2 separate regions of the Homo sapiens genome follow, and region 1 is linked to region 2. The links are chromatin loops, found by intact Hi-C in ENCODE. Cell type or tissue: heart right ventricle. All regions are shown on one strand. Links, peaks and the distances in the headings refer to the core of each region. The heading gives the core; the rest is flanking DNA.

The links. Hi-C counts contacts between places; a loop is a spot of excess contacts. Peaks named below come from ENCODE experiments on the same cell type or tissue, not always from the same donor. Only the 100,000 strongest peaks of a DNase experiment are listed, where the experiment ranks them.
Region 1: it touches region 2 in a loop (14-fold over the local background); 4 of 110 quality-filtered maps call a loop at or near these places.

The regions. Positions count from the first base shown.
Region 1 is chr4:18,725,020-18,741,177 of GRCh38, forward strand. It overlaps LOC105374510 (a long non-coding RNA gene), which reads left to right. Exons shown (of 6, transcript XR_001741602.2): 3 at 13,211-13,295. Among named protein-coding and RNA genes, the nearest start is that of LCORL, 710 kb to the left of the region's middle. In heart right ventricle, for the core only: no CTCF peak of the experiment used is centred there; a DNase peak (open chromatin) is centred at 9,642; H3K27ac peaks cover 2,218 bases.
Region 2 is chr4:18,926,440-18,942,597 of GRCh38, forward strand. No RefSeq gene overlaps it. Among named protein-coding and RNA genes, the nearest start is that of LINC02438, 520 kb to the right of the region's middle. In heart right ventricle, for the core only: a CTCF peak has its summit at 7,985 (motif pointing left); no DNase peak of the experiment used is centred there.

The DNA.
Region 1 (16,158 bases), core at 5,439-13,438, 200 kb before region 2:
ATCAGCGCTCTTGCTTTTGCTCACTCTTTGGGTCTGCACCACCTTTAAGAGCTGTAACACTCACTGCCAAGTTCCGCGGCTTCATTCTTGAAGTCAGCGAGACCACGAACTCACCGGAAGGAAGAAACTCTGGAAACATCTGAAGGAACAAACTCTGGACACACTATCTTTAAGAGCTGTAACACTCACCGCTAAGGTCTGTGGCTTCATTCTTGAAGTCAGCGAGACCAAGAACCCACTGGAAGGAACAAATTCTGGACACATTTTGGTGACCCAGATGGGACGCAATATCACTACACAAATTTAACAACTTACAAAGGAAGACAACAAGATTGGAAAAAAGGAACAAGGGAACAACTAAACAGTCAGTAAGCAATTAATAAAATATCAATAGTAAGCCCTCTTTATTAATAATTACTTTAAATGTAAATGGAATAAATTCTCAACTCAAAAAAAGCAGAATGACTGAATGGATTTTAAAAAATAGATCCAGCAATATGCTGCTGCTATGATTTGAATAATGGTATCCCCTCCAAAATTTATGTTGAAACTTCATCCCCAATGTAACAGTTGTAAAAGATGTGGCCTTTGGGAGGTAATTAAGTCATGAGGACTGTACTCACATTAATGGGGTTATCACCCTTATAAAAGGGCTCGAGATTGAAAGTTGAAGGAAGCTCTCTCTTGTTTTCTACCTCCTTCTACCAAGTGAGGACACTGCATTCTTCCTCTCCAGAAAATGCACCAATAAGTTGCCATCTTGGAAGTAAAGAGCAATGCTCATCAGGCACCAATCCTACCTACACCTTGATCTTGAATTTTTCCAGATTCCAGAATCATCAGAAATAATTTTCTATTGTTTTGAATAAATTACCCAGTATCTGGTATTCTGTTATAGTGGCACAAATGGACTCAATGCCTACTCATTTTAGCCTTAAGGACACACAAAGACTGAGAATAAAGGGATGAAAAAAAGTATTTCATGCAAATGGTAACTGAAACAGACTAGGAGTGGTTATACTTATATTAGAGAAAATAGACATTCAGTCAAAATCTGTCATGAGTAAAAGAAAGTCACTGTATCATGCTATATGGATCAATCAATCAAGGGGATATAATAATTGAAAATCTATATGCATCCAACATTGGATAACCAAAATATATAAAGCAAACATTAATAGAACTAAAGGGAGAAATAGCAACACAAAAATAGTAGGAAACTTCAACACCACATATTCAACAATGTACAAGTTATCTAGACAAAAAAATCAAAATGAAAATATTTGACTTGAACTACACTTTAGACCAAAAGACCTGACAAACATTTACAGAACATTCCATTTAACATTACCAGAATAACATTCTTCCCAATTGCACAGGGAGCATTATCCATAATAGAGTATGTGTTGGATCAAACAAGTCTTAATAAATTTAAAAACATTGAAATCTTTTCTGACAGCAATTGTATAGAAATCAATAATGTACAGAATTTTTAAATGTATATGAATGTGTAGAAATCAAACAGCACATTCCTGAACAGCTAATGGGTCAAAGAAGAAATCAAAAGAGAAAACAAAAAGTATCCTGAGAGAAACAAAATGGAAACTCAACATACCCAAACTTATGAAATGCTGCAAAAGCAGTGCTAAGAAGAAAGTTTTTAACTATAAATGCCTACATTAAGAGAACAGAAACATCCCAAATAAGCAATCTAATATTATACCTTTAAAAAACTAGAGGCCAGTCACGGTGGCTCACACCTGTAATCCCAGCACTTTGGTAGGCTGAGGCAGGTGGATCACCTGAGGTCAGGAGTTCGAGACCAGCCTGGCCAACCAACATGGTGAAACCCGTCTCTACTAAAAATACAAAAAGTTAGCCGGGTGTGGTGGCACACATCTGTAATCCCAGCTACTCTGGAGGCTGGGGCAGGAGAATCGCTCGAACCTGGGAGGGAGAGGTTGCAGTGAGCCGAGATCGCGCCACTGCACTCCAGCCTGGGTGACAGAGTGAGACTCCATCTCAAAACAAACGAACAAACAAAAAACTAGAAAAAGAGTAGCCTAAGCCCAAAGTCAGCAGATGGAAGGAAATAATAATGATCAGAATAAAAATAGATGAAATACAAACTAGTAAAACAATAGAAAAACCAACAAAGCTAAGAGGTTTTTTGTTTGTTTTTTTTTTAAAAAAAGATCAATAAAATTGACGAAGCTTTAGCAAGACTAAGCAAGAAAAAAGAGAGCACTTGAATAAAATTACAAGTGAAAGGGGAGACATTTCAACTGATACTACAGAAATACAAAGAATCATGAACAATATGCCAAGCAATTGGATAACTTAGAAGAAATAAATTTCTAGAAACATACAATCACCCAAACTGAATCATAAAAATTAGAAAATCTCCTGACCAACATGGAGAAACCCCGTCTCTACTAAAAATACAAAATTAGCGGTTGTGGTGGCGCATGCCTGTAATCCCAGCTACTCAGGAGGCTGAGGTAGGATAATAGCTTGAACCTGGGAGGCGGAGGTTGCAGTGAGCCGAGATTGTGCCATTGCACTCCAGCCTGGGCAACAAGAGTGAAACTCTGTCTCAAAAAAAAAAAAAAAAAAAAAAAAAAAAGTAGAAACTCTTAAACAGCCCAACAATGAACGAGAAGATTGAATGAGTAATCAGGCACCTCTGTATGACAACAACCAAAACCCAGGACCAAGTGGCTTCATGAGTCATTTCTATTTAACATCTAAAGAATTAATAATGTCAGTTTTTCTCAATCTCTTTCAAAAAATTGAAGATGATAGAACACTTCCAAATTCATTTTCTGAGGCCAGAATTACCCTCATACCAAAGCCAGATAACGATGCTACAAGAAAAGAAAATGGAGTCCAATAACTCTGATGAGCATAAATGCAAAAATATCATCAACAAAATACTAGTAAAACTGAATTCAACAGCATATCAAAAAGATAATATAGCATGACAAAGTGGGATTTAAAGAATCTTTTAAAAGTATTCTTCCACAAATTATATTTTTAGGAATTTTTTTTTGTCCATCCAGAAGACATTATTCAGAAATAATAAATAACTTTATTTTTGATCAATGAAAGCCTCTGGTCAACATGATAATCTGGATGACTGTGGTCTGTGGACTAAGTCAGTAAACCTACTTTACTGAGTGAGAGGAAGACCTTTTGGAAGCACAGTAATATGGCTAAGTTATTTTTCCTTCATGATATTTATTGAGCATTCATTATGTGTTTTTTTGTAGACAGGATTTTAAGCCTTCCCCTCACTCCTCTTTCGCTGCTGCCAAAGATGGCCTGTCCTAGTTCCTGGAACCTGTAAATACACTGAGATGTTACTCCTGTGATAATATGCTTTAGGGCACAAATGACTTTAAAGTAGGGAGTTTATTCCGACTTATCCATGTAGGTTCAATGTTTTTACATGAGCTCTTAATGTTTTTACAGAGTTTTCTCTGGCTAGTGGTAAGTGAAGAAGTCAGAGAGATATAAAATGTGAGGGGGATGTAATGTTTCATTGCTAGGTCAAAAACAAAATCTCCCGTCCATAGGAGCTGAGATAGGACTCAGCTATAAGCCTACAAGAAAGAAATCTCAGTCCTTCAACTGTAAGGACATGAAATCTGCTGATAGTAAGGTTGAGAGTATAATCTCAGGAGTGAATTCTTTCTCCCAGTCCCCAGAGAAGAACCTCGTTCAGCCAATACCTTGATGTCAGTCTTGTGATACCCTTAGCATAGATTTGGGTGTCTTATGATTTAGGGAACTAAGAGCTAATAAATTGGTATTGTTATAAGCCAGAAATTTGTGCCTATTTGTTATTCAGCAATAGAAAACTATGGGAACCCAATTTCTACATTTATGGAGTTTATATGATAAAGAAGGATACTCAATATGTAGTAGTTGCTTCATGAATATTTTTAAGTGAATGAATAAATTATCTGTTTACTTCACTGTTACTAACAATGGCTAACTCATAATTTTTTCTGTGTGCAGGCATTGTTATAAATGCTTTATATGCATTTAACCATTTAATCATCAAAACCCCATGTAGTAGGTAACTATTATTATTTCTGTTTTAAAGACAAAGACACAGGCATAGGGAGGTTGACAACTTGTTAAACGTTGCAAAGGTAATGAATTCAGAGCTGAGATTTAAGCCTAGATGTCTGGCTTTAGATTCTGAAATATTACCAACTGCTCTAAGTTGCTTAGGAACTATAATAAGTGATAAAAAAGAGAAATAGTGGGTGTCATGTGAGAAGAGATGACCCACGGGCACAGGAAAGGCTTTTGTAAAGATATGAAATTTAGGCAAAGTTTTAAGGGGTGGATTAACTAGAAAAAAAGGCTGCAAAAATATTTCAATAAGAAGAACATGGGGAAACTCTAGTGAAAAGTATGGAAGACTGACATTTCTGTTAGTCAGTGCATACTAGATAAATATATTGTCTTCATCAAACTTTAATATTGAGAAAAGTTTAAGAAAATTCAAAGATCTGGTTATCCCAGATTAGCAACTGCTGAATGATGAACAACAGATACTCTACTGCTTTCTTAACCACATGGAAAAGGAAAAAACAAAATAAAACAAATCAAAACACCTTTTTATTCTCTTAGAACTGGATTTGGAAAAACTACAGCCAATGGGCCAAAACTGGCTGACTCAATGTTTTTGTAAACAAAGTTTTATTGGAACACAGCAACACTCATTTATTTACCTATAGTCTGTGGCTGCTTACACACTAGAAAAGCAGAGTTAAGTAGTTATGGCAGAGAGCATATGACATGCAAAGCCTAAATATTTACTATCTGGATATTTTCAGAAAGCATATGCCAAACTCTGTGTATTAGTTCATTCTCACACTGCTAATAAATACATACCCGAGTCTGGGTAATTTATAAAGAAAAGAGGTTTAATTGACTCACAGTTCCTCGTGGCTGGGGAGGCCTCAGGAAACTTGTAATCGTGGCAGAAGGGAAAGCAAACACATCTTTCTTCACATGGTGGCAGCAAAAAGAAGTGCTGAGCAGAAGGGGGAAAACCCTTTGTAAAACCATCAGATCTTGTGAGAACTAATTCACTATCACAAGAAAAGCGTGAAGATAACCACCCCCATGATTCAAAGACCCCACCAGGTCTTTCCCACAACACATGGGGATTATGGGAACTACAATTCAAGATGAGATTTGGGTGGGGACACAGTCAAACTGTGTCTGGAATTGGTTCCTTCTGGTGGGTTCTTAGTCTTGCTGACTTCAAGAATGAAGCTGCAGACCCTCGTGGTGAGTGTTACAGTTCTTAAAGATGGTGTGTCCAGAGTTTTTCATTCAGATGTTCGAACGTGTCTGGAGTTTCTTCCTTCTGGTGGGTTCGTGGTCTCACTGGCCTCAGGAGTGAAGCTGCAGACCTTTGCAATGAGTGTTACAGCTCTTAATGGTGGCACGTCCAGAGTTGTTCATTCCTCCCGGTGGGTTCGTGGTCTCGCTGGCTTCAGGAGTGAAGCTGCAGACCTTCGCGGTGAGTGTTACAGCTCATAAAGGTAGTGCGGACCCAAAGAGTGAGAAGCAGCAAGATTTATTGTGAAGAGCGAAAGAACAAAGCTTCCACAGCGTGGAAGGGGACCGAAGTGGGTTGCCGCTGCTGGCATGGGTGGCCACCTTTTATTCCCTTATTTGTCCCTGCCCATGTCCTGCTGATTGGTCCATTTTACAGAGTGCTGATAAGTCCATTTTACAGCGTGCTGATTCGTGCATTTACAAACCTTTAGCTAGATATAGAGAGCTGATTGGTGCATTTTTACAGAGTGCTGATTGGTGCGTTTACAATCCTTTAGCTAGACAGAAGAGTTCTCCAAGTCCTCACTGGACCCAAAGGCCCAGCTAGCTTCACCTGTCAAAACCATATCACTCTCATAGAGCAAAGGTGCTAATATTTAAAAAATATTATTTTTTGTTTAATTACATGCCACAATATTAATTTTTAGTTCCAGGAGTAACATCCATACCTATTTTGTTGACTTTGGAAAATCTGAAGGAGCTGGCAGTTAAATTCCTGTTGGCATAGAGATTATCTGGATGAGTGTGGTCTGTGGTCTGATAAGTCAGTGCACCTGCTTTACTGAGTAAGAGGAAGGCCCTGTGGAAGCCCAGTATTATGGCTAATATATTTTTATTCAAAAATGAAAATGCTTAAAAATTGTAGGAGGTTCAATTTCTGCTGGACAGAAATTCCTGTGACAAATAAACTATTTGTGACAAACTATATTCCTGTGACAAATAAACTAACATATTTATAAAACAGCATGAAAACCAACCTAAAATATATATATCATTAATTTTTACACCACTATATATGGATTTCAGCATAAATTAGAAGATATACATCAAGGCAATCAGAGTTCATTGCTAATGTTTATCTCTAAAACACTTTTTTTAATTCATAAGTGTTTAGATAATTTTAAAAACATTTCACATTTTTAGATCCTCTTAAGGAATCAAGGACTGAGAACTTTGAATTCTTTAAAATATAAATATCATAACTTTGCCACATGGCTTTTTCTGTAGTATTGAAAACAGAAAACTAATAAATGTAGAGTCTTTTTTAAAAACTTTGTATGAAAGTAAGACCTGTGCACAGAAAAATGTACATGTCATGTACTCAGCTCAATGTATTCTCACAGATTAAATACGTATGTCAAAAAGCAGAAACTCACCACCCTTAGAAGGCCCCAGATTTTTCTTTTGAGTAAAAACTCATCCACAAGTCTGACCCCATCCTCATTTCAAACCCCACACGTTAGCTTTGCCTGATTGTAATATTTACTCTTTTGTGTCTTTTGGTAAACTTGATGCTTGTGAAATTCATTCATGCTGTTATGTATAGTGGTGTTTTGTTATTATCATGGGTATAAGGCATTTCATTGTGTAAACATATAATTTTTGCTTATTCTACTGTTGAGGGGTCTTGGATCATTTCCAGATAGAGGCTACTATGAATAGCATGATAGTGAATATTTGATTATATGGCTGTTGTTGAATATACATACATATATATTTATGTGTATATATATAGATATGCACATACATGTGTATGTATATATAGATATATGCATACATACATATGTGTATATGCGTATATATATGCATACATAGATGTAAATGTATATATCATAGATATATATGAATGCATATGTATATACACACATACACATATATGTATGTATATTCACTATATATATTCAACAACACACATATATATCTCTCTTTTTAAATGTAATATTTTATAAATATAATCTCTATTTGTTGAACCTCTGTAAAATGACTTATCTGCCTTTAATGTATTATTTCTTGCCCATAATATAAGAAATTAATTTACTTGAAATTATTCTCAATAATCTAAAAAATTCATTGTCACATCATCACTAAATATTATATTTGGGAGAATTTTGGAGTTTATCTCCAGGAATAATTTGATGTATGTGTCACTTCTCTAATATTATCAACCAAGTAATAAACCAGCTTCAGTTTAATTATCTCTAGGTAAAAGAAATGTATTTCCTGAAAAGGAAGCTACTTTGATTTTTACAAAGTTGTAATTTTAAAAAATACTATCATTTATATATGAAGCTGAAATATAGCTACCACAACCTTACCTCTTTGATACTAGTTTTCTTTTAAAAAAGATATGGATTTGAACTTAATTCTTCTTCTGCATGGTGATCTTTTAGGTATTGCAACAAAAAAAGTCATTGTGCCTCTAATAAAAGCCACTTTTCCCATTTTTAGTATTAGTAATTGTTTCTCAATTCTTTACCATCATGTAAACATTATATTAATATAGTCTCATCTGTTACGATTCCTTTGAAATGTTGATACTTATTAAATTTTAGAAGAAGACTGGAAAATAGAAACAAAAATAATCAACAAATGTTATTTCTGGATACTAGGGAATTCAATATTTGAAATAATTTTTTTCAGGATTTCATAAAGAAACTTAGCACTGTTTGTAAAAACAAACAAAAAAAGTCATTAAAAAGCATGGTGTCCAAAACTGAGGAAAACCCCCTGGAGAATCGCTAATTCAGTACAGAATGGAGCACAGCTATTTCCTCATATACTGAACATAATTTTTCTATGAATAATATTTAATTATTTTAGTTATGTTTTGCAACCACATTTGATTATTATTTCATACGTGTGATATGGTCAATCAAAATCTTACAGTAGCTTTCACTTATTCATTCGAATAATTATTTAGTAAACATCTATTGTCCAATACATATGAGTGCTTTAGTCCCTGCTGTCAATGACCATTCAGCTGGTGAAGGAGATAGATTTGTAAACTCCAGTTACAAAATGTATGATAACAGCTGCAAAACAGGTAACCAAAGCATGGCACTTAAAACAAGCATCTTAACCCATTTTGGAGACTTGTTTCGTGGGATACCAAGCCCTGGAATGAAGATGGACAAGGCTTCTAAAGAAGGGAACCAAAACAGGGAAGAGTGTGAGTGTAATGTGGTTCTAGAAGAGAGCTAGTGACTTGGAGATGAGTATAGAGAGGAGGCTGAATAGTAGACCAAAGGCCGGGTTCTTAAAGGCTGACTGAAAACTGTCCTGCATTCAACAGGGCATTGGCAGGACATTAGGTAGGAGAGTAACACGATCAGATTGGGTGTATCTAAAACCTCATTATAGATGCATGTTGCTCCATCATTCAGTCATTTTCACAGGACTGGATATTTATCCTTAACAGTTTCAATTTAAATGAAAGTTTTATCACTGAATAAATAGCACCTCTGTAGTCAACATATAGTTTATCTTTAATGGTCAGGGACAAAATTACTAAAAAGATATTTCTTAAACCAAAATTTTGAAATTTTCATTTTTCCTGGCTCCTTTATAGATGTTAACTTCAGACTTCAAATATTTACTTAATTTTACTGGTGTTGGTGGATTTACTATCTTTGAAAACCAAGTGTGACATAATATTTCATATTAATAATACTGTCTGAGCTTGGTTTCTCTGACTTTTGGATACTCGTTGGAATATAAAGACTATCTTCTGGAAGTGAGACAAGACCTTCACAGCTGTGCTTGCGTTAAGTGGCTTCAGTCCAAAAATAATCATGTTCTTGTATTACCATGGAATACAAGGAAAGGGCACTGGGCTTTCCTTTGTGTTCAACATCAATTTTGGGATCTACAAAATTTAGTATGCCAAGTTTGTCATCAAATCCTTGAAACTCAGGAGAGAGAATGCAGTTTGAGGTTATTTTTGCAGAAATAGAACTTTTTATTAATGTTGGAAAATAGCCACATTAGTTCAAGAAAGAGTGGGAAAGCAGCACAGTGTCTCTTTCAGTTTGAAACAACATGCAATCTCTTCCTAAGTGCTTTATTTCAAAGAGCTAAAACTGTACAGTGTTAAGCAGCCTGAAAAAATCAGCTTCAGAGTGAGGACAAATAATTGAATGATGTCTTTCTTCTAAAAGACGTCAGGCTTTTTGCCCGCTGCTCTTTGACATTTATCAAATCCTGCTCTTTAATGTCTGTCAAATTGTCCAGGTGATAAGCACAGAACTTGTTCTGGCCAATGGCCCTGTGCCTGCATTTTCAAATTTGGTATGGTTGGCTTGGGTTTCTTAGTTCAGCTCAGCAGGCTGCCACTGGAGTGAGTAAAGAGAGACTGTGCCCTCACAGAACCTTGCATTAAAAATTACCTTCAGCTTTCAAACCAGATCAGCCAACCTATACATGAGGCTGTTGGTGCATGAAATAAGAGAACCTTGAATTACCAAGCCCATCCAAAAATCTTGTCTGGTTGACACCTGTCTTTTATTGCTGCAGTTACTGTGTGTTAAGAGTTGAATTGTGTGCCTCCCTAATCCCCACTTCCTGGATGTTGAAGTCAAATTTCACTATCTCAGAATAACACCTTATCTGGAAATAGGTTTGTTACAGATGTAATTAGTTAAGATGAAGACATACTGGAGTAGGATGAACTCTTTATCCCAATATAACTGTGTCCTTCTAAAATGGAGAAATGTCAACACTGAGACACGCACCCAGGAAGAGAACTCCATGAAAAATCTTCTTTAATGCTATCAGAGGGAGTTCAGTCCCGCTAATACCTTGATCTTGGACGTCTAGCCTCCAGAACTGTGAGAAAATACATTTCTGTAATTGAAGCCACCCACTTTGTTGTACTTGGTTACATCAGTCCTAAACTAATATACTCTGCTTACTGTACTATCTCCTGGGTTTTAAAAAAAAATTTGGTTTTAGCTTTGTTTTATGAGCATGCCCATTGAAATAAAAGTAAACTTGACATCTTGGTACCTTGGCCTGAAAAGCAGTCTGGATTTCCTCTCCAGGTGGTTCTGCCTTGAGCTGTTCTACTACTACTACTACTATTATTATTATTGATTATTTTTTTTGAGGTGGATTCTTGCTCTGTCACCCAGGCTGGAGTACAGTGGTGCAATCTCAGCTCACTGCAACCTCCGCCTCCTGGGTTCAAGCGATTCTTCTGTCTCAGCCTCCCAAGTAGCTGGGATTACAGCCATGCTCAACCATGCCCAGCTAATTTTTATATTTTTAGTGGAGATGGGGTTTTGCCATGGAGCTGTTCTATTATAATTGCTATTATAATTGCCAAAGAGCTGTTCTTTGTAATAGGGCTGTTCTATTATAATTGCTTCTTTTAATATAATCCATGACTGGCACCCAGACTCAGTATCAACCAGCTTAGTGGCACACTTGCCATTTGTTCTAGAAGTTCTGTGGAAGTGATTATATACTCTCCAAAGTCCAGCAATATGCCACAGCAGCAGACCTTTCCTCATTCCAGGCTAGAAAGGCCATGTTAAAAAGTACTTTTGGCATAGCCCTGAAGTTACTTATAGCTGCCAAACTAGTGTCATAATTCATTTTTAGTACATTGGCTCATATACTATCTTTAACTCCGAAAATAAAATTTACCAAGTGAAATGTTAGAAGTATGTTAGAAGTGGCATTAGAACCATCAAGGTAATTTAAGATGAGCTTAGCCTTATCTTAATTTGAAGGAAATCAGGTTACCAGCTTACAATCTTTCAAAACTCTTTATGTTGTACATTCAACAGACATGTTGAACGTTAACCATGTGCAGCATGCTCTGTAGAATATATAAAAGTGAATTTTTAAACAGTGAGCGTCTCTCAATGTCCAACTTAATAAATATTTATTAAGTGAGAATAAGTTAGGAATATTAACTCATTCAATAATTGATTATTTGAAACTCACTATGTGCCTGGCCCTATGCTGTGTCTTATAGATACAGTCATTCTGCTATCAAAAACATTTCATTGTGGGGAAAGACCTTTTTTAGGTTCTCAAGGAACATGTACTCTAAAAGAGAGATAAGATAAATGGAAAAATAACTATATTAAAATCAAATGTGAATAAAAAGGCCTGAATGCTAGAGAATTAGTCAAGATTCACCAATAAGATATATATACATAGAGAACATACCTAGGATATATCTATATATAATATAGGGGATATATATAATACATATAGAATGCACACACACATATACATACACACCTACACATAGAGCCAGAGAGAGAAAGAGAGTTTGATACACAAAGTGAGAGAGAGAGAGAGATTGATTTATCCTGAGGAATTGGCTAATGCAATTACAGAGGCTGAGAAGTCCCAGGATCTGTAGCCCAAAGGCCCAAGAACCAAGAGAGATAATGGTGTAGGTTTCAGTCTAGGTCCAAAAACAGAAAAAGGCTGATATCTCAGCTCAAGACCATTAGGCAGAGAAAGTGAATTATCTCTTACTTAGCTTTTTACTCTACTCAGGCCTTCAACAGATTGGACCAGGCCCACAAACATTGGGGAGTGCCAACTCCTCAACTAAGTCTATCTATGCAAATGTTAATCTCATCTAGAAACATCCATACAGGCACACCAAAAATAATGTTATTCTAAATATCTGGGCACCTCATGACCCAGTTAAGTTGACACATAAAGTAAACAATCATAACTTCACCCCTTGTCAAATTTGCATTCATCTACATCTTCATTCATTCATATACATCTATATTTATATTTATTCATTCATATACATCTATACTTTATTCATATACATCTATACTTAATCTACAAATAAAGGTAATTACAAAATCATAATTTCACTTTACATGATATGACTATCCTAGTACAACCAAAAATGCACTAGCTCCTTCTAGAAGAAAAAAAGAAATAAAATCTTTGAGTGGTATTTACTCTTCCACTTGGTATTCTGTAACTAAATACTATTATGTATAACAATACTGAAACTATGATGTGATGTTAATATTGTATGCTATATGAGAAATGAATAACAGTGGGAAGAAAACAGATATTTGCTGTATATATATATACATATAATGATGTAAGGAAAAACACTCATGACAATTATAGTTCTTAATTCTGTAACTATTCATGTGGTCATAGCTGGTAATTATAATTACCTTTTTCTACCACCCACCCTGAATTTCCTTTGCCTTTAGCAAGCACCGTAGCTGGTTGGTCTTTAACCTGTTGGAAATTCATTAGCAGGATGATTACTCCTCATTAATCCTGGCTAAATTGGGTTGTTGTAGCTCTTTATTGACCTTCATCTCAGAACATGATAATACTAAGAAATCTCCTGTATTCTAGACATACTCTTCCTTACCTCCATTATGAAGTGACATTCCAATTTCCCTTTGGTAGTCAGTCAGTCACCCCAGCCAGCACAATAACTCTCTTTTTTGCTGTTGATTCAGATGCATAATGAGCCTGATGGCTGGGTGGCAATCTTAATTTCTAGTTCAATGAAATCATTGTGTGTCTCCTGGTGGAAGCATTCGTCCTTCTAGAACTAACACTTCTAGGCCAGCCAGCATTACATATAATTGTGGGAAGAGTAAACAAAAATTTTGCTAGTGGGTCACTAGAAATAATAGTGAGTGATGTCAGTCCCATTTCCATCCCTTGATTCCTAGACCCATGAATCCTGGCTATTGGAGAAACAGTACCAGATATTGGATACTGATTCAGAGCAAATACAGCCTTCTGGATAACTGTCTTCGTTCATTTTTATTGTTATAACAGAATATCTAAGACTAAGTAATTTATAAAGAACCAAATTTATTTCTTACAGTTCCAGAGGCTGCGAGGTCTGAGATCAAGGATCTGACACCTGGTGAGGGCCTTTTTGCTGCATCATTTCACATAGAGACAAAAAGGTAAGAGAAAGACAGCGTGAAAGAGGGGGTGAATTCATTCCCATGAAAACAGAATTAGTTCATTTATGAGGCTACAAACCTTCAGAGCTAAACACCTCTTAAATGTCCCACCTCCCAATAGCCTCACAATGGCAATGAAATTTCCACATGAGTTTTGGAGGAGACAAACTTTCAAGCCAGGGTATTCTAACTTACAAACTTTCAAACCAGGGTATTCTAACCTTGGTCCCTCAAAAGTCATGTCCTTCTTATGTACAACGTATGTTTATTCCATCCCAAAGCCTCAAAAATCTTATCATATTCTAACATTGACTCAAAATTCCAAAATCCAAAGTCTTATCTAAATGACATGGATAAAATTCAAGGTACAATTCATCCTGAAGCAAATTTCTCTGCAGCTCTGAGCCTGTGAAATCAAAACATGTTATCTATTTCCAAAATGCAATGGTGAAGTAGGCATAGAATAAACATTCCAATTTAAAAGGCAGAAATAGCAGGCAAGAAGAAAGAGATAACTGGCCCCAAGTAAGTCCAAACTCCAACAGAACAAACAACATTAAATCATAAGACTCTAAAATAATCTTTCTTGGTTCCATGTCTACCCTCCCAGACACACTGGGGTGGGATTGGATCCCTAAGGCCCCAAGGCAGCCCAGCTCCTGTGACTTTAATGGGAACAGCCTACACAGCAGCTTTTGTGGTAGACAGCTGTGTGTCTCATACCTGCAGCTCTCCTAGGCTAGAGTTACATGTTGGTGTATCTCTATTTCTATATCATGTCATGGATTATCAGGGCTTTCTTTACTACTAATAGTAGAGTCATTACTATCTTTAAATCTAGTCAGATTAGAGACCCAATTTCAGAAAATCTGGAACCAATTTAGGAAACTTATTCCTAATATTCTGTTCCACTAGAACCACTCCTGGTACAAAGAGGATATATATATCCTATTAGTTTATTGAGGAATAAAGCATTGCAGTGGGAATACTCATATCATAGTAAACCATGTGCATATTCAGGAATGTAAAGGGAGACAAAGGTTTTTAAAGTAAAAACAAAGAGGTTTATATGATTGTCTTGAAATGATTATCCTTGGCTACAAATATCAATAACAAGGATATATTTATCCTATTGTTCTGGAGAATCCTGAATAACACAGGTTTTGGTACCAAGAGTGGTTCTAGAGGAACAGAATATTTAAAATAACAGTATATATTATATTAAGATAGTATATATAATAGTAATATAGTGTAAATAATATTAATAAAATATATAATATTAATTAAATATATTAATATATTAAGGATACACATACACACACACACACACACACACACACATGAATTTATATTATGAGGAATTAGCTCACATGCTAATGGAGGCTGAGAAGTCCCATGTTCTGCCATCTGCAAGCTGGAGACCCAGGAAACAGGAAAGCCAATGTTGTAATTCTGGTCCATGTCAAAAAGCATGAGGATCAGGGAAGATAACAGTGTAGATACCAGTCCAAGGGCAAGAGAAATGATATTTCAGCTCAAGTAGGCATACTGGAAGAAAAAGGGGCAGATTTCTGCTCTTCAACCTTTTTGTTCTATTCAGGCCCACGGTGGACCAATGATACCTACCTACATAGCAGAGGACAATCTACTTTAATGAATCCATTGATTCAAATGCTAATCTCATGAACACGCGGAGAAATTGTATTTAATCTGGGTACCCCATGGTACAGTCAAGTTGAAATATAAAATTAACCATTACAATGTATATATGACAATTTCTTATAATCATTGTGTGTCTACGTATATATACATATATATACACTGTCTGTGTAAATATATGTCCTGCATACATATATATATTCTCTCTGTATATATATCTATATATGTATACAGAATATATACACATATATATACACATATTCTGAGAATATATATGTATAAAGAGAATATAGATATTGTGTAGATATATGTACAGAGAGAATAGGTATATAGAATATATAGGTATATATGTGGACATTGAGTGTATATATATATACATATATGCTTATATATAGTCATGAGTCACTTAATAATGTTCCAATAAATGTGTCATTAGGCAATGTAGTCATTGTGTGAACATCATAGAGTGTTCTTCCACAAACTTATGAATATGGTATAGCCTATTGCTCCTAGGCTACAAATCTGTACAGCACATTACTATATTAAATACTTAGGCAATTGTAAGATAATAGTGAGCATCTGCATATATAAACATAGAAAGGGTACAATAAATATAAAAGATAAAAAATGGTGCATCTGTATTGGGCACATGCTATGAATGGAGTTTGTAGAACTAGAAGTCATTCTGATGAGTCAATGTGTGAGTGATAAGTGAATGAAGGCCTAGGACATTGCTATACACTTGCAGCTACACTTAGGCTACATTAGATTAAAAATAATTTTCTTTATCCAATAATAAATTTACCTTAGCTTATTTAACTTTTTTTACCTTATAAGCTTTTTACCTATTTTAACACTTAACTATTTTAACATTTAACTATTTTAACATTTTAACTCTTTTGTAATAACATTTAACTATTTTTAACTACGTTAACATTTTAACTCTTGTAATAACAGGTTAAAATGCAAATACATTATACAGCTTTAGAAAATATTTTCTTTCTTTATATCCTTATTCTATGAGCTTTTTTTCTATTTTTCTATTTTCTCTATTTTTTACTTTTTAAACTTTTTTATTAAAAAAAAGACACAAACACACACATTATCCTAGGCCTACACAGGGTCAGGATCACTGAGATGTCACTAGGTGATTGAGGTTTTTCAGCTCCGTTATAATCTTGTGGGAACACTGTCACATATCTGG
Region 2 (16,158 bases), core at 3,493-11,492:
ACAACCTAATAAAAGACTTAATTGCTTTTATCTGAAATAGGTGATAAAAAATAAACACTCACTATTGCCATGTCTATTCAACATTGTACTGGTTGTCTTAGGCATAGCAATAAGGCAAGAAAAAGAAATAAAAAGTGTAATGACTGAAAGAAAAGAAGTAAAACTTTTTCTATTTGTGGGTTACATGATTGTTCATACAGAAAATTCCAGGGATCCTACAAGTAACCACTAAGATAAGTACATAAATTTAGCAAATTTTCAGATACAAAGTAAATATATAATATAAAGTATATTTGCATTTACAAAAAGCAAACAATTAGAAAGTAAATTTTTAAAATCCCTTTTACAGTGGCACCAAAATCACTACATACTTAGAAATATATCTAATCAAACACAGTCAAGCCTTCCATACTGAAAACTTTAAAACATTAATAAGTCAAAAAAGAAATGAATAAATGCAAAGATATATGATACTCATGAGTTGAAGTGACCACTATTGTTAAGATGTCAAAATTTAAAATCTTTCTAAAGATTCAATAAAATGATATTAAAGTGACAAAGTTTGATTACCTATTTTTAAAAATAAATTGACAAATCTGCTTCTAAAATATGCAAAGGATTTGAAATGCAAAGGATTTGGAATCACTAGAATAATTGAAGGTCTTATCCTAACTGAGTTTAAGACTTACTACATAGGTCATTAGAAAGCACAAAAATTGGTACTGCTGAGAAGATGAAACACATGCATACATCACTGGAAGAGAATATAGAGTCCAGAATTGTGCCTACAACATAAAGAAAATGAGGCATTGCTATGAGGAAATAAACGTATTTTTAACAAAGGGTGATGGACAAATGATACAAGTAAGCAAAGGTAAAATAATAAAAATATACACTTTATTCACATTATACACAAAATTTAACTTCAAATGGATCATAGCCTTAACTGTAATTGTAAAAGATTAAAATATCTAGAAGAAAAGAAAAATCTTTACTATGCTGGCATGAGCAATGGTTTCTAGAAGAATGAATAAAGCATAAAGCATAATATAAAAAAATTAGTAAGTTGGATCTCACTAACATTTAAAAAATGTTTCCCATTAAAGTACACAATTAAGAAGATGAAAATGAAAGCTACATACTGGTAAAAGTTATTTACAACACATATATAGGGCAGAGAACTTGCTCCTGGAATATATAAAGAAACTTTACAATGCAATAATAAAGTAAATCATCCAATATAAGTTGGGCAATAGATATGGGCACTTTACAAAAGATGAGCTAGGAATGGCAACTGAGCACATGGAAAGATACTAAATATCATTAGTTATCAGAGAAATGCAAATTAAACCACAATCAGATACCACTGCACACCATGTACATCCACTGGATTTGCTAAAATAAAAAATAATGAGTGTATCAAGTATTACTGAGGATTTGGTGTAACTGGAATTCTTGTGCAGTAGTGGAGAGAAGATAAAATATAAAATGCAAATGTTTGGTGGTGTAAGACACTAAATATATATCTAGTTTGTGACCCAGCCATTCTCTTCCTAGTTATGTACCTAAGAGGAACTAAAACCATGTATGAATAATGACATATACTAATATTTATAGTGGCTTTATTTGTAGTGTCTCTTAACTAGAATAACTCAAATGTCCATGAGCAGGCAATTGGATACTTATCCATTTAAAGGCATAAACTACAGATACACAGAGCAATATGAATCTCAAAATTATTGCAATAAGTGAAAAAATGTAAGGCAAAAAAATAGTTTATACTCTATGATTTCAGAGATATACAATTCTAGACCATATACATTTAGAATATCAGAAAGCAGGTCAGTGGTTTCCTGGAGATGGGGTGGAGTGGAGAATGCATCACATATAGGCACAAGGAACTCATGAGTGATGATGGAAATGTTTATTATCTTGATTTTGAGGTTGATTTTACAGGCATATACATAGTAAAAATGATTACTATTCAAATATATGCAATTTACTTCAATTATATCTCAATAATGCCATACTTTTTTTATAAAAATATAACAACAGTAACAAACACTTGGAGAAATAGGATTATCATCCTTAGTTGCTGAGAATTTAAATAGACATACTCTGAGAGTAACTTGGCATATTCTTTTTGTTTTGTTTTGTTTTTTGAGATGAAGTCTCGCTCTTGTCCCCCAGGCTGGAGTGCAATGGCACGATCTTGGCTCACTGCAACCTCCGCCTCCCGGATTCAATCGATTCTCCTGCCTCAGCCTCCCAAATAGCTGGGATTACGGGTGCCTGCCACCACGCGTGGCTAATTTTTGTATTTTTAGTAGAGACGGGGTTTCACCATGTTGGCCAGGCTGGTCTCAAACTCCTGACCTCAGGCGATCTGCCCGGCTTGGCCTCCCAAAGTGCTGAGATTATAGGCGTGAGCCACCACGCCCAGCTGTAACTTGGCATATTCTAATAAAATTGAATATAAGTACATACAAACTCTTCTGTTGCAATTCCGCATAGAGAAACTTTCCCACATTTACCTAGAAATGTCTAAAAATTTTCTCACTAGGCTATTGTTTATAATAAGTAAGATGCTTACACTAGCAAAATACTCATCAGTAGGATTAGGAGTCAATAAAATGTAATATAGTCATAGAGTCAAAAACTATGCAATACTTCGGATACACATAAACTCGATCTCTAAATAGTGATATGGGAAGATGGCCAAAATATCACAATTGAGTGAAAAACAAAACATGATATAGAATGTTATATATAATATGATACAATTCATAAAAATTAAGCATACATGAAAACTCCATGTTTTATGTACATCTATATGTATAAATTTAGAAAAATGGACATCTACATGGTTAACATACAAACATGCATTAAATTCATTTTATATATATAATATATATATTTTTTAATTGAAGGTCCAGATAATGTATAGATAAATGAAAATGAAAGAATCTCAAACCTTAATGTGAGGCTTCATCTGTATTTGTAATGTACAATCCCTAAAAATTGTGAACAAATATTACAAAATAATAATAGCTATTAATTTTGTGTGTTTGGGATGCAAACATTTGTTACATTATTCTTAATGTTTTAAAAAATTTCTTAAACATACACACATAACACTTAGTATTTATAGATGTTTATGTATATAAATATATGTACACATATGTGTGTATGTATGTAAATGCCTAAAATGTACATCTGAAATGATACAAACAATAATTATAATAGTTGTTCCCTTAGGAAAAGAGAATGGAATTCAAGATTGGCAATCTGCCATGGCTGGGTGGCTGGTAGTTAGCCAACAGTCTTTATATTGTTTGAATTGTGACAAGAACATATTTGTGTCTTACCTGTGTATTTAAAATAAGTACTTCACAAAATTAAATTAATAATAAAATGTTAATACACTGGGCCAAGTTCTTTGACAGAGGCAAACATATGCTATCTTCGGAGTTCTGAGAAAGGGTGGTTATCCTGGCCTTCATGTGGGAGGTGGTACCAAATATTTTATAATCCGAGAAGTTGACTCCTGAATATAATGTAGAATTTAACTTGCATATTTAATTCAGGAGTTGATTCGTTTGGATGAGAAAATATACATCTTTAATTTCACTAGCATCTAACTGAAATTTAGCATTTTCATCAACTATGAAAGAGGGTCACAGACAATATTAGTGGCAGACCTGAGACTTTGTGACCAATATTTCTATTGGTCATGACTTTTTTTTGTCATATTACAGTTAAGGTCGACATATGAAAATGTCTTTTAACGCACCACTAATTTGAAATTATGGCAGTAGTTAGATATGCTTCAAGATCTTGTTATTCGAAGTATTAATAGAAAGACATAGATTACTTTATCTTAAATTTTTATTTTAAGCATTTTCAATAACTGCTTTTGTTGATAATGCTATATAGTACAGTTTTAAAACCATCATTCTGAAATGGAGTAAATGTGCTTCATCAGACTGCCAACAAGGTCTAACACACACATGTTAAGACCCTCTGATCTAGAAGAATGAATCAACTATGGCTTGGTGATTCAACCCCAGATGGCCTGGGGTTGGGTGGAGAGCAGGGCAGCCGAAGGCAGCCAGACATGGCACACGAGAACAAGAGGGGATGTGACTCTGTCGGGTGCAGCTCATAAATGACTTTATGCTTTACATACTGATTTTCTTCCATAGTTACCTAAGGAGGGGGGAATTCTCTTTTTATCAATCTAATCAGCAGGTGGTTTGGTTCAGGAAGTGAATAACTTCGAAGCATGAAAGCATATCATGAAAAAAAAATGCTTCTCAGATTCCACCCTTTGTACCACTTTACATGAGAAAGCTATTATCCTCAGAGTTTTAAACGTGAGTTCGTATTTCATAATTACTTATTAGATTCACAGTTGAAAAAAGAACCCACTAAAATCCTCATGATTCAAACTCGTGATTAGCAAATTTGGGTTTCTCCATGATTACTACCATTCAAATGAAAAATGAAAAATCCAGAGAAATACTGTGCATTTTGGCTAAATCAGTAGAAATACTGTCTTCAAACACAATTTTAGTTGGAACTATAGTATGTAAAAATAAAAGCAAAACTGTTCTGCTGTGAGCCAAAGGCAAAATAGGTCCTCTGGCTATGCATATCTACCTTGTCCATCATGGTGGCCCAGAGGCTACTTTACCTTAACTTAAGTCTCCACATATTTCAACATATAGATATCTACAAGCATCTACCTTTTTCCCTGAGATTTTTCTTTTTATGTTGTACTTTGCATGCTCTGTTCTCTTAAAATATTATCATTATGTATTACATACATATCAAAAATACGATAGATTTTACAATGCTGCCACTGTGACTTTCCATTGCTTATCTTTTGAGAGTGTAGTGACACTATTCAGAAGAGAAGGAAGGTAAAAACCCCTCTGTTTCCTCTTCTACTATTCATTTACCCGAAGGTTTTCAGGTCATAGGCTCTGAAAAAATTCTTTAGAGTTCCTTGGTAAGAACATGCTCATTCATTTCAATAATATATTGCTTAGTTTATTAGCATGTACTCTACCATAATGTAGATTTTTCTCAATTTCAATACTTTCCCCTTATGAACAATCACTTCTTTTATATATTAGAGATTGACACCTGTAAATTCACCTTCATAACTAAGTTATGACCTTGCTAATAACAGATCACAAGTGAAAATTTCAAAATATTCTGTGGTGACATTAGCTATTAGTCAATAGTTCTACTCTGACAACTTCACAAAGATATATTTAATGATGTAAATTTAATACTGATTTATTGTATTTTGCTTTATTGTTATATAAAAATGATTAGGGAGAAAAACAAAGCATGAATATTGTGTTAAAATTAAGTACAGTTATAAATCATTTGTAGGCGTGTCAAAGTCACAGCACTTATTGTTCTGGATTGTCTGGGTACCAATTAAAGATAAGCCTTTCAACTCTAGGTTCAGTTATGATAAAAAAGCACAAAGAACATTCTTATGAAATAATCAAATTAAATTATATTGTTAAAGATATTTAATCAGGAACACAAAACTTTTCCTTTTGCCCTACCCCATAGCATATAATCTATTACTCAATTTTGACAAGGTCTGCTTTTTGACAAGCTTTAGAGATAGCAATGTGAGGAAGGTTCCTGTGCAATTTCTTGCTTCCAGCAGTCTGTATACAACAATGGCCCAGCTTGCTGACAGTGCTATAAGCACTGTAACTCTGAGCAAATCACTTAAACCTTCTGAACCCATTTCCTCATTCATGAAATGGCAAGGGTTTCAGGACTAGATGATCTCTAAAGTCCCTTCCAGAGCCATTGTTATAAGACTTAATATTTACTGGATTGAGGCAAGATACAGTCTTGGCTCTCTCTCAGCCATCACACAAATCTAGAATTAACCCACACCTCCCACCAGCCATCTGTGACATCTCGTACAACATATTTTATTGTATTGATTGGGTGATAACCTTTTCAAAACAAGACATGTAGTGGGATGCTCTTTTATATCACAAATTGCCTTTATTTTGATGCTTTCAAAGGCATGCCTTCTCTTTAGATAAAGTATAAACTTATTTTATTATATCTGAGAAATTCTGACATGAAAGTAAAAGGATTCCAGAGTAAAATCAATAAACATCAACTTTCCTTCAACATGTTGCTGTAAAATTAAATGCCAACTGGTAATTTAGTCCAAGATATGTTCATGACTTTACTGTAACTGAAAGTAGCTTCAGATAATTTTTTTCTAGCTAGAAAATTGATTTCATACATTACATCTAAACAGTTTAAATCCATGCACTATTAGTAAACTGGCAAAGGGGGTCTCCAGTGTATGTAGTATTAATTCAGATAGCTTGTGATTTGTTAGCATAATAATGAGGTAATAGTTTGGCTAATTTAATCTTGACACAGTGGTATGTGACACTTCAATAATAGCTGATGGGACCTTAAAGGTTAATGATGGCATTGCTCATCTGAAGTGACAGACTACTTCAGGTTCTCTTGCCATTGATCTTAATTCTTTCTTTGCTTTTTTTTTTTCTTCCCATTAGGTTACTAGTGCAGTAATGAACTTTTTTTTTATTAGGTTACTCATGCAGTGAACTGTTATCTGGAATTGCAAACTCAGGCAAATTACTTCCAGAGGTCATATGATGAGACATTCCATTCTAAAAGTACTGTTCCATTCTAACAGTACTGGCAGTACTGTTATGATAGTGGACAGGAGGGGGTAGAAATATTTTTATGTAGGTAATAAAATGCAGGAACTCTTCAGAGATGCTTCGGCATATTTATGGAACTTTTTCAACTACCAAGATAAAGTTTTCTCAGGCTATTGTAATTATATTGTAAAGCCCCACAACTTTGTGCAACAATCATATATGTCGCCGCTATCCTGTATAAAACATGGTGTTTGGCTATGCGAAAAAAACTGAAACAAATCAAAATATAATCCAAATTATAAGGAGTTTATAATCTACTAAAGGAAAGGCAACAAGAAGGTAAATCACTGTAATAGAAGATAATGAGCACAATTGCCTTTGAGGAAAAAAAATGCTTTTGGATTCACAGGGCGGGACAGATTTCTCTCAATGAGAGAGAGAAAGCCAGTGAAGCCTAAGGAAGGCCATTTACTGGACCTTTCTCAAAAGCGGGAGAATTCAGAAATGCTCTGATTAAAATACACCTTACTCTTTCTTCAGTCTCCCTCATGCATTGCATCTTGTGTTGCTCTTCTGTGTCTGATGACAGAGCAAACAGGTGAGAGAATGGTGGATGTAGATATATAGGTGGATTGGATGAGGCAGGGAAAGATTGTTTTTGACCATCAAGATACAGAAGGACTAGCTTCAAAATATTGCTATTTAAGGCAACTTGAAAAACAGAACTTAACAGAATTACCTTGAATGTGGAGGGATGTGAATTGCTTTCTTTGATCTATATACGGGAATGTGAAGATGAGACGGAAGATTTAGAAGCTCTTCCACTTGGGAAGTTTAGAAACCCATGAAAAGTCAGATTAATTTTATGCTATGAATTATCTCTGAAGGGATCTTCTTTTTGACCTTTCTTAGTTTAGTTTGTGATAGTTTGAGCTTGTTTCTTCAATATTAAGAAAGTCAGAGAAGAATTTGTTTTGGTTCAGGAAATAATATACGGTAAATATCCCACTCTGTTTTATGTCAGGCTTGGGAAATCCCTGCCTTGAAGGATGAAGAACTGGACTTGGTGATTTTTGAATTTCCCTCACACACACACACACACACACACCCTCCCTTGTGTATGGTTCCTGAATAACTGAAAACATTCACTAAAGTGCTCATTAAAAAGAAATGAATTAATGGGAATGAAATATTTCACGTGGCTGGCATGTGACCTTCAAGCCACTGCTGAATTTTCGTAGGAAACTCATTTATATATTGTATCAGCTCCCCCTTGTGTCTATCCAGCAGTCGATTCAGCAAACAGGAAATAAAGGTATCTCCTCTTTATCTACTTCCTTCCCCTTAGTAGAGTGTTTAGGACAGAGTTGCTGATCAGGGATAATTACACTCTCAAGTGAAGAAAAACCCAAGTCATTAAAATTAGTGAAACTAAGACCCTTTGTGCTCTAACTCCAATGACGTATTCTCACTCACATGATTCATTCTCTAAAGACCCTGTATAACTGTCCATAGAGTGAATGCCTCACCAACCTGCAGACATGAGTATGATGTAGTACAGATTATGACAGGTGACATCAAACAAGAAGTCAAGAATGCTATGGTACACCATTAATTTTCCAGTGCTATTATTTTCCATAGCCCATTAAGACCAACTGAAGGCATTTCCTCTAAACACCAAAAATAAAGTGAAATACAAATAATAGACAACTTGTTCCAGTCATCAACTCTTAATCCTGTTTGCTTATCACCTGGATATGTATTTTAAATCATCTATTTCATCTTAATGGAATTTTGTCCACTCTGTTTTGTTAAATAACAACAGCTGACTTTTCTGTTTGGGGATTGTTTTCTTATGCCTGTCTCAATCCACTCTTACTGTGTTTAGCCTGAGAGACTAATGCTAAATGCTGTTGTCATTCACCTTCATCACAGGCAGGGGTTGTGGAGGTGGGAATCTCAGTCCAGTTCATTCTCAACCAGCAAATAGTGGAAATGAACTGGATTCCCAGCCATGAACCCTTGTTTTCTGACTCTAGGACTGGCTTTTGTTGTTTACAAGTGTTTTTCAAAGAATTTAAAGGGCTACCTGCTACCAAGGTCAGCTGGGCGCTTGTAAATTGCAGAATCAGGTGCTCCCACCAACCTTATGGAATCAGAACCTTTGGCTTCTCATATCGTCTCTTCCTGTTTGCTTTCTGTATATATTTCTTTTAAAAAAATCACTGTTTTTTATCTCTGCCATCTTGTTTTTAAAAATAATCCTTAAGCTAAGTTTACAATTATTATTAAATATTCATCCATATTGCCATGTAATAAATATTTGCCAAGCTCCCACTATGTGCCACATGCAGATGCCTATGATGCAGAGACTCGTAAGAATGATGTCTTATAAATAAGACATAAATACAACAGGACAGCGTTGACATCCTAGCTTGCTTTCTGTCCATGGGAAACCAGTCATCAGCTGGTTAGTCCTACCATTGGATTTCAGACTTGCAGGGGCATTCAGATTGAGATCAATGATTCAATTCTCTTCAAAATGGACAGTCTCTTAAAAGGAAGTAAAAGGAACAAAGGAAACAACTTGTCAGAAGTTCAAGAAAGAAGACCTCAGGTAGTCCTGATATAACAGTTAGGGAGGTGTAAGCTAAAAGATGACAGGCCAAAAATCCAGCTAAACCCATCTCACCATGTATCCAACTACCCAGCCCACTTCCTGCAGCCCCCAGTGGTTCCCTTTGAAAGGAACTCACCGTGTAAGCAGGTGAGGGAATTCGTAACAGGGCACGATCAAAAGTGAACTGGGTAAGCGAGGGAAAGCAATTACACAAGGAGATCATTAATTGGAAGGCTTATCTCTTCAGTGAGTTTGGAATGTGTAAGCTGTAGTGTTGTGAATTGAATTTCATGCACTCCTATTGTGTGTGAAGAGCTGGCTGTGTGTGGGAGGTGCTGAATGATTTGCCAAAAGTGTTGTAAGAACACCAGCAATCAAAAAGCCACTGGGCTCTGAAAAGCCGGGAATTGAGTGATAGTGCAGAAGCATGAAGGCTGAAGCAAATTGAGACTTTGCACTGAAATGTAGCTTGAAGCGGAGGGAGTGCAATCAGTCATGAAAGGCTGTGAAGAGAAAGGCAGGGCGGAGGGGACTGGCCAAGGTCTTGCTAAGATCTCATTTCATCAATCAGTCCCCTGCTGAGACAAGGTCTACCTGGGCCTGGGGTAAAAGGCTCCTTGAAGTTCATAAAACTTATAAACAAGGGCCTGTTAGGAATCATCGACCTCTGTTGAGAGGAAATAAAAAGTCATTTTAAACCATTCACATATTTAGCCAGGACACAAAGAAACATGAGGAAGAGGAAGACCAGTTTCTTCCCATTTTTAAAATTTATTTATTTATTTTTTATTTTACTTTAAGTTCTGGGATACATGTGCCGAACATGCAGATTTGTTACATAGGTATACATGTACCATGGTGGTTTGCTGCACCTATCAACCCATCATCTATCTAGGTTTTAAGCCCCCCGGTACCAGACACTACAAAAACACACCAAAATATAAAGACCAATGACACTAAGAAGAAACTGCTTCAACTAATATGAAAAATAACCAGCTAGCATCATGATAACGGGATCGAATTCACACATGACAATATTAACCTTAACCTTAAATGTAAGTGGGCTAAATGCCCCAATTAAAAGACACAGACTGGCAAATTGGATAGAGCCAAGACCCATCGGTGTGCTGTATTCAGGAGACCCATCTCATGTGCAAAGACACACATAGCACACATAGGCTCAAAATAAAGGGATAAAGGAATATTTACCAAGACAATGGAAAGCAAAAAAAAAAAAAAAAGCAGGGTTTGCAATCCTAGTCTCTTCCCTTTCTTATATCCTTTTCCTCTAACCCATGCACTTACCCACTCAGACTTTCAAACTCTTTACCATTCTTCCAACAGGCCATGCTACCTCTAACCCTGATTCCTTTGCCGGGAATACCTCTTGTAATTTTTTTCTCCCTAATCGCTACAACCCAACTTTTAAGTCCTAGCTCTAATTCCTCTTTGAAATGAGTCCAAGTTAAGAATATTTGTTATATTTGTTCTATAACCACAGAGTAGCTTTTATCACAACACTTCACATCTGACCCCTGCCTAATCTCAGTAGGTAAACATGCTTTTCTACCTTTCCTTCAATTTCCTCAGCTTATGCACCTGCACGCGTACTAGGATGTCCTTTTCAAAGCTTCTGAATTTCTCTTCATCCTTTAGAACTTCCTTCAAATGTCATTTCCTCAGTGTAGCCTTTTGGGATCCTCAAGTCAAATAGTCTAACAGCAGTCTGCACCTCAACTTTGGAACACTGATTATTTGACTTCTGTCTTCCTCACTAAACTGTAAGCTCACTGAGGTCAGGACTCTATCTGTGTTGGTCTCCATAGTATTCCTGCTTTCTAGTACACTGCCTGGCATTCCTGATGCCCCGACAATTACGTATTGTCTTTATTCTGTCTTCTGAGTGGGTTGTGAGATCCTTGAGGTTAAGGGCTCTGTCTTAGATTTGTTTCCTCAGATTGTAACAAAATGCTTGGTGCATAATCGGTCTTAAATAAATGCCTATTAAATGAATAAGTGCTAGAAGAAAATACCTAGAGCAGGGCTTCTCCTCCTAGGCAATATTGATTGACATTTTGGGCTGGACAATATTTGTTGTGCGGGTCTGCCTCGTGCACTGTAGGATGTTTAGCAGTGCCCCTGGCCTCCACCCGCCAGATGCCAGTAGCATCCCACAATTGTGAAATGTCTCCAAACATTGCCCAATATTCCCAGTGGGAGTGGGAGACTGGGCTGAGAATCAGCCAAAATCACCCCAGGCTGAGAATCGCAGATCTAAGATAAACACTTTTAAATCACCCAAACAGATAAATACACATTTCTAGTTTTTATAGAAAAATTGACTTACAAATAATGGATAAAAATTATAATAATATATTTATTCAGGATTATTTAAAGATTCATTGCATTGATAAAGGCTACATTCCAACATTCTTCAAGAAGTTCATTTTTATGAGGTAGATAGAGGAGTTAATAAATTTTCTGAGAACATTCTACTAAGGGATATATTAGATAACATAGCTAGACGCATTCTAGCTCAGCGCCCAGCTCATAGTCGCATTTCAGTTAATGCTATTTCTCTTTTCCTGATCTAATCAAAGCATTTGATGTCAAATGGTCACAGCTAACAATGAAAAACTGGGAAGAGTTTAGTCATATGAACACACACACACACATACACACAGAGTCTATTTAGTTAATTTTTTTTAAAGGCAAAATTTTGATTGACCAAGTTCTTTGTTAGGGGGTTGCTATGTTGACACAGAGGGCTGGTTAAATTTCTTTCCTGCTGGGGAACACTAAATTACATCCCACCAACTTAAGTTCCCCTGGAGTGAATCACAGAGTGGTTGACTTTAGAGTTCATTGAAGGTGAGAGTTTGAGTTCTATGAGGTCAGATTTTCTCCATGAAGCAGAACAAACAAAAATGTATAATACTGGGCTTCTTGATATAATTTTTAAAAGTAGAGGGCCCCACTGGTTTCCTTCCACCCCCACCTTCCACCACCAACTCTTTCCTTGAAAGAAAGTGTAAGAATGATCTCCCGAGGCTACTGGCAGATGGAGAGTTTCTGGGTAAGTAGGTTTTTTTTCTTCCACACTCAGGGGGATTCATGGCTGACTGAGTAGTAAATTCACTCTCAGTGTTTCAGTTCACAAATATAGAAGTAATAAGAGAAGCTCTGCATGTGTATTGGGCCGAAATGGAAAAGGGACAATACACAACAGGGGTTTGTAAGAAAACACATCCTGTCAGAAAAATATGATTGCTATTTTAGAAAGAATTGCCAAATTGGAAAGTACAGGAAAGTGTAGAGGTCGTGCACTTTAAATTGAGGCAAATCTTAGATATGACAATTTATGAAATAAGATTTGCAAGCATAAACCGTCCATTTAGACTGCAATGTGGTTACAAGCCTGGGAGGGAGTGCATGAGGAGATTGGGACTAGGGAAGACAGGCTTGTAGGAATGTCTGCAGAACACCTAGGATTATTACTGCTGCAATTCATTGAGCTCTATTTTCACATTTGGGATTAGACTAAAACTGTTTGGCTATAGGTTCCCTAATGTCAAATATTTTGTGGGGTATATAGAAAACTCTCAATACATTTCTGGTTTCTGTGAGCCATCCACAAAATTTTCTTCAAAATTTCTGAATTAAAAACTAAGAAAAGTTTTGTACCTCCTTCTTTTCTTCAACTTAATATTTCTTTCCTGTAAGACACTTGCACATAAATTTAATGTCTTTAAGTAGCTATGTGATTCTGCGAGAGTCATATAACCTTTCTGGCCTCAGTTTCTACATTTGAAGAAGGAAAGATTTGGCAGCTTCTATAAAGTATTAATTCTTCTATCTGACTCTTTTCTGCTTGGATTCTATTTTGTTTTCCCTGATTAGTTTAAGATGAACTCAGGCTGAATAACAAGGGTTTGAGCTTCCTTGGAATAACCTTTATTTGGTTATGACGTGAAATCTACTGCAAAAAGATTCATTATATTCATAGAGTTTTCTACAGGTAGTGAGAAATATTAGAGAACAATGTTGACCCACAGCTAGAGTTTATGAACCAACATCAGAGATACATAGAAAGGATCCAACAGGCTAGGAAATGAATGGAAATAAGTTAAGGGGTATTTACTACCTATTGGATCCATAACCTTGGACGGCTTGCTCCCCCTCTTCAACTTCTTCATTTGTACAATAGAGTTAGCCATTCTTTCTGTGAACGTTTTCTAGGACGACTTAAGAACCTGAGTTAGAGAGGAGAAGCAGTGTTCACAGTGGCCTCAGATCAAGAAAAAGGGCAGGAGACCAGGAGAGGACTCATAATTGAATGTTAGGTTGCTCAGAATCATATCTCTCCTGTATCTTGGAACCTCTTGTGGATTTATTCCATTGCAGTCCATCTGGTCCATTGCCCAGGTGTTTAATTTGTGGGTGCACCAATATTATCATGGGGTATTTCAGTAGCCTCTTTGTGACTTGACTTTTGAATTACACACAAACCAATCACCACCAACAACCTCTTCATCTATTAATCTATTAGGTTGGTGCAAAAGTAATTGCAGTTTTTGCCATTACTTTTCATGGTTAAAAAAAACAAAATGCAATTACTTTTGCACCAACCTAATAGATTAATAGATTAATACTTGGGCTCCTGTGACAAACTACCAGACTGTGTGCCTTAAACAATAGAAACTTATTTTCTCAGAGTTCTGGAGGGTGGAAGTCCAAGATCAGGGTGCTGGCAAGGTTGGTACTTGTAGAGGCCTCTTTTTGGGGGTTGCACATTGCCACCTTTTTGCTGTTTCCTCACATAGTCTTTCCTCTCATTAGTGTCTTTTCTTTTTCTTATAAGGAAACCAATTCTATTGGATTGCAGCCTTACCCTATGACCTCATTTAACTATACTTCCCTCCGTAAAGGCTCTACCTCCAAATACAGTCACATTTGGTTTTAGGATTTCAACATGCAAATTTGGGTGAAGGAGGACACAGTTTAGTTCGTAATACTGATCATCTATTCAGTTTCCTTGTTTCCTATGGGTTTCACGGGAAAAGTGCTGAGGAAAGGCAGAATTGCAGGCACATATTGAATAAGTTATTTATAGATCCCAAGACAGTTTGGATCTATGGTTTGGAACTGTCATTTGCTGATTCCTACACATGATTTTTACCTACCCAGAGGGCTGCACTGGAAATTCACAAACAATCATATGGAAGTAACACTGGACTTTGTGTTACACAATGTAAATTTGTTCTGTAGTCACTCTGTGGCCTTGAAAAAACATCACTTTTGACCTATCTGAGCCTCGATTTTCCCATACATAAATAAGAATAATAAGATACTATCCCTCTTTGAATGTAGACAAATTGCTAAATTAACTATTTACTATTTTTAGATATGATCTATGTCTTCCTGTTACTCTTTGCTGTTTCTAGTATTCCTTCCCCTATTAAAAATGGACCCATATTCCACCTCTTTCATGAAGTTTTCCATGGTATCCATGAATATCCCCTCATATTAGTACTTGTGATGGTTAATATTGAGTGTCAATTTGATTAGATTGAAGGAGGCAAAGTATTGTTCCCGGGTGTGTCTGTGAGGGTGTTGCCAAAAACTATTAATATTTGAGTCAGTGGACTGGCAGAGGCAGATCCACCCTCAATCTGGGGAGGCACCATCTAGTCAGCTGCCAGCATGGCTAGAATAAAAGCAGGAAGAAGTTGGAAGTACTTGAATTGCTGAGTCTTCTAGCCTCCATCTTTCCCCCATGCTGGATGCTTCCTGCCCTCAACTATAGGACTCCAAGTTCTTCAGCTTTTGGACTCTTGGACCTACACCAGTGGGTTGCCAGGGGCTCTTGGGCCTTCGGCCACAGACTGAGGGCTGCATTGTCAGCTTCCCTGTTTCTGAGGTTTGGGGACTCGAACTGGCTTCCTTGCTCCTCAGCTTGCAGATGTCCTATTGTGGGACTTCACTTTGTGATCGTGTGAGTCGATACTCCTTAATAAACTCCCCTTTATGTACACGTCTATCCTATTAGTTCTGCTCCTCTGGAGAACCCTAATACAGTATTCCAATACAATTTTCAAGATGCTTTGAATTAATATCTTGTTCTAGGATTCTTTATGGATGTCTTCAAAATATTTTAAGGGTGAAAGTCCTGTATTTTTAAATTGTATTCCCATTATTTTCTCCAGCAATCATCTGCACGCTGTACAGATGCAGCCACTGTTTCTTGAGCTATCTCTAGTTTCAAAACATAAATATTGATTATAGAAAAAAGTAAAAACCACACTCAGAAAGCCTTCACAGATACCCTTGTGTGACTTGTATGCTTGTCACCTTGTCATAAAACCTAAAACAAACTTCTCTATCTGTTCATTTACTTATTCTGCTTCCCACTATGTTCTGAGATCATATAAAGTAGGCACACTGTATAATTCTTCTCTCTGTCCCTAGGACCATTATGCTGCCTGTTAGATAAAAGGTTTTTAATATACTGGATGAAAGAAGTATATAACTGAAAGACAGTGGTTTAACTCAACTTATATATTTTTCCACCAGTTAAATATTTATTCTTCTAGTATCTTACACCAGGGGCTAGTGTCCCTTTACCCATTGAATAAGCATTATGGAATACCTACAGTATTTTAGGATCTGTAATAGGCAACATGAATTTACAGAAATGAAAGTCCCAGCCCCTGACATCAGCCCTAGAGAAGAAGCACATCAGCAAACAGACAATCATATGGTGGTCTAAGACACAGTAAGAGAGAAAGAAGCACAGAGGATTCAGCCCCCAGAGGAAGCCCAACAAATTCAGCCCTAACTGTTCCC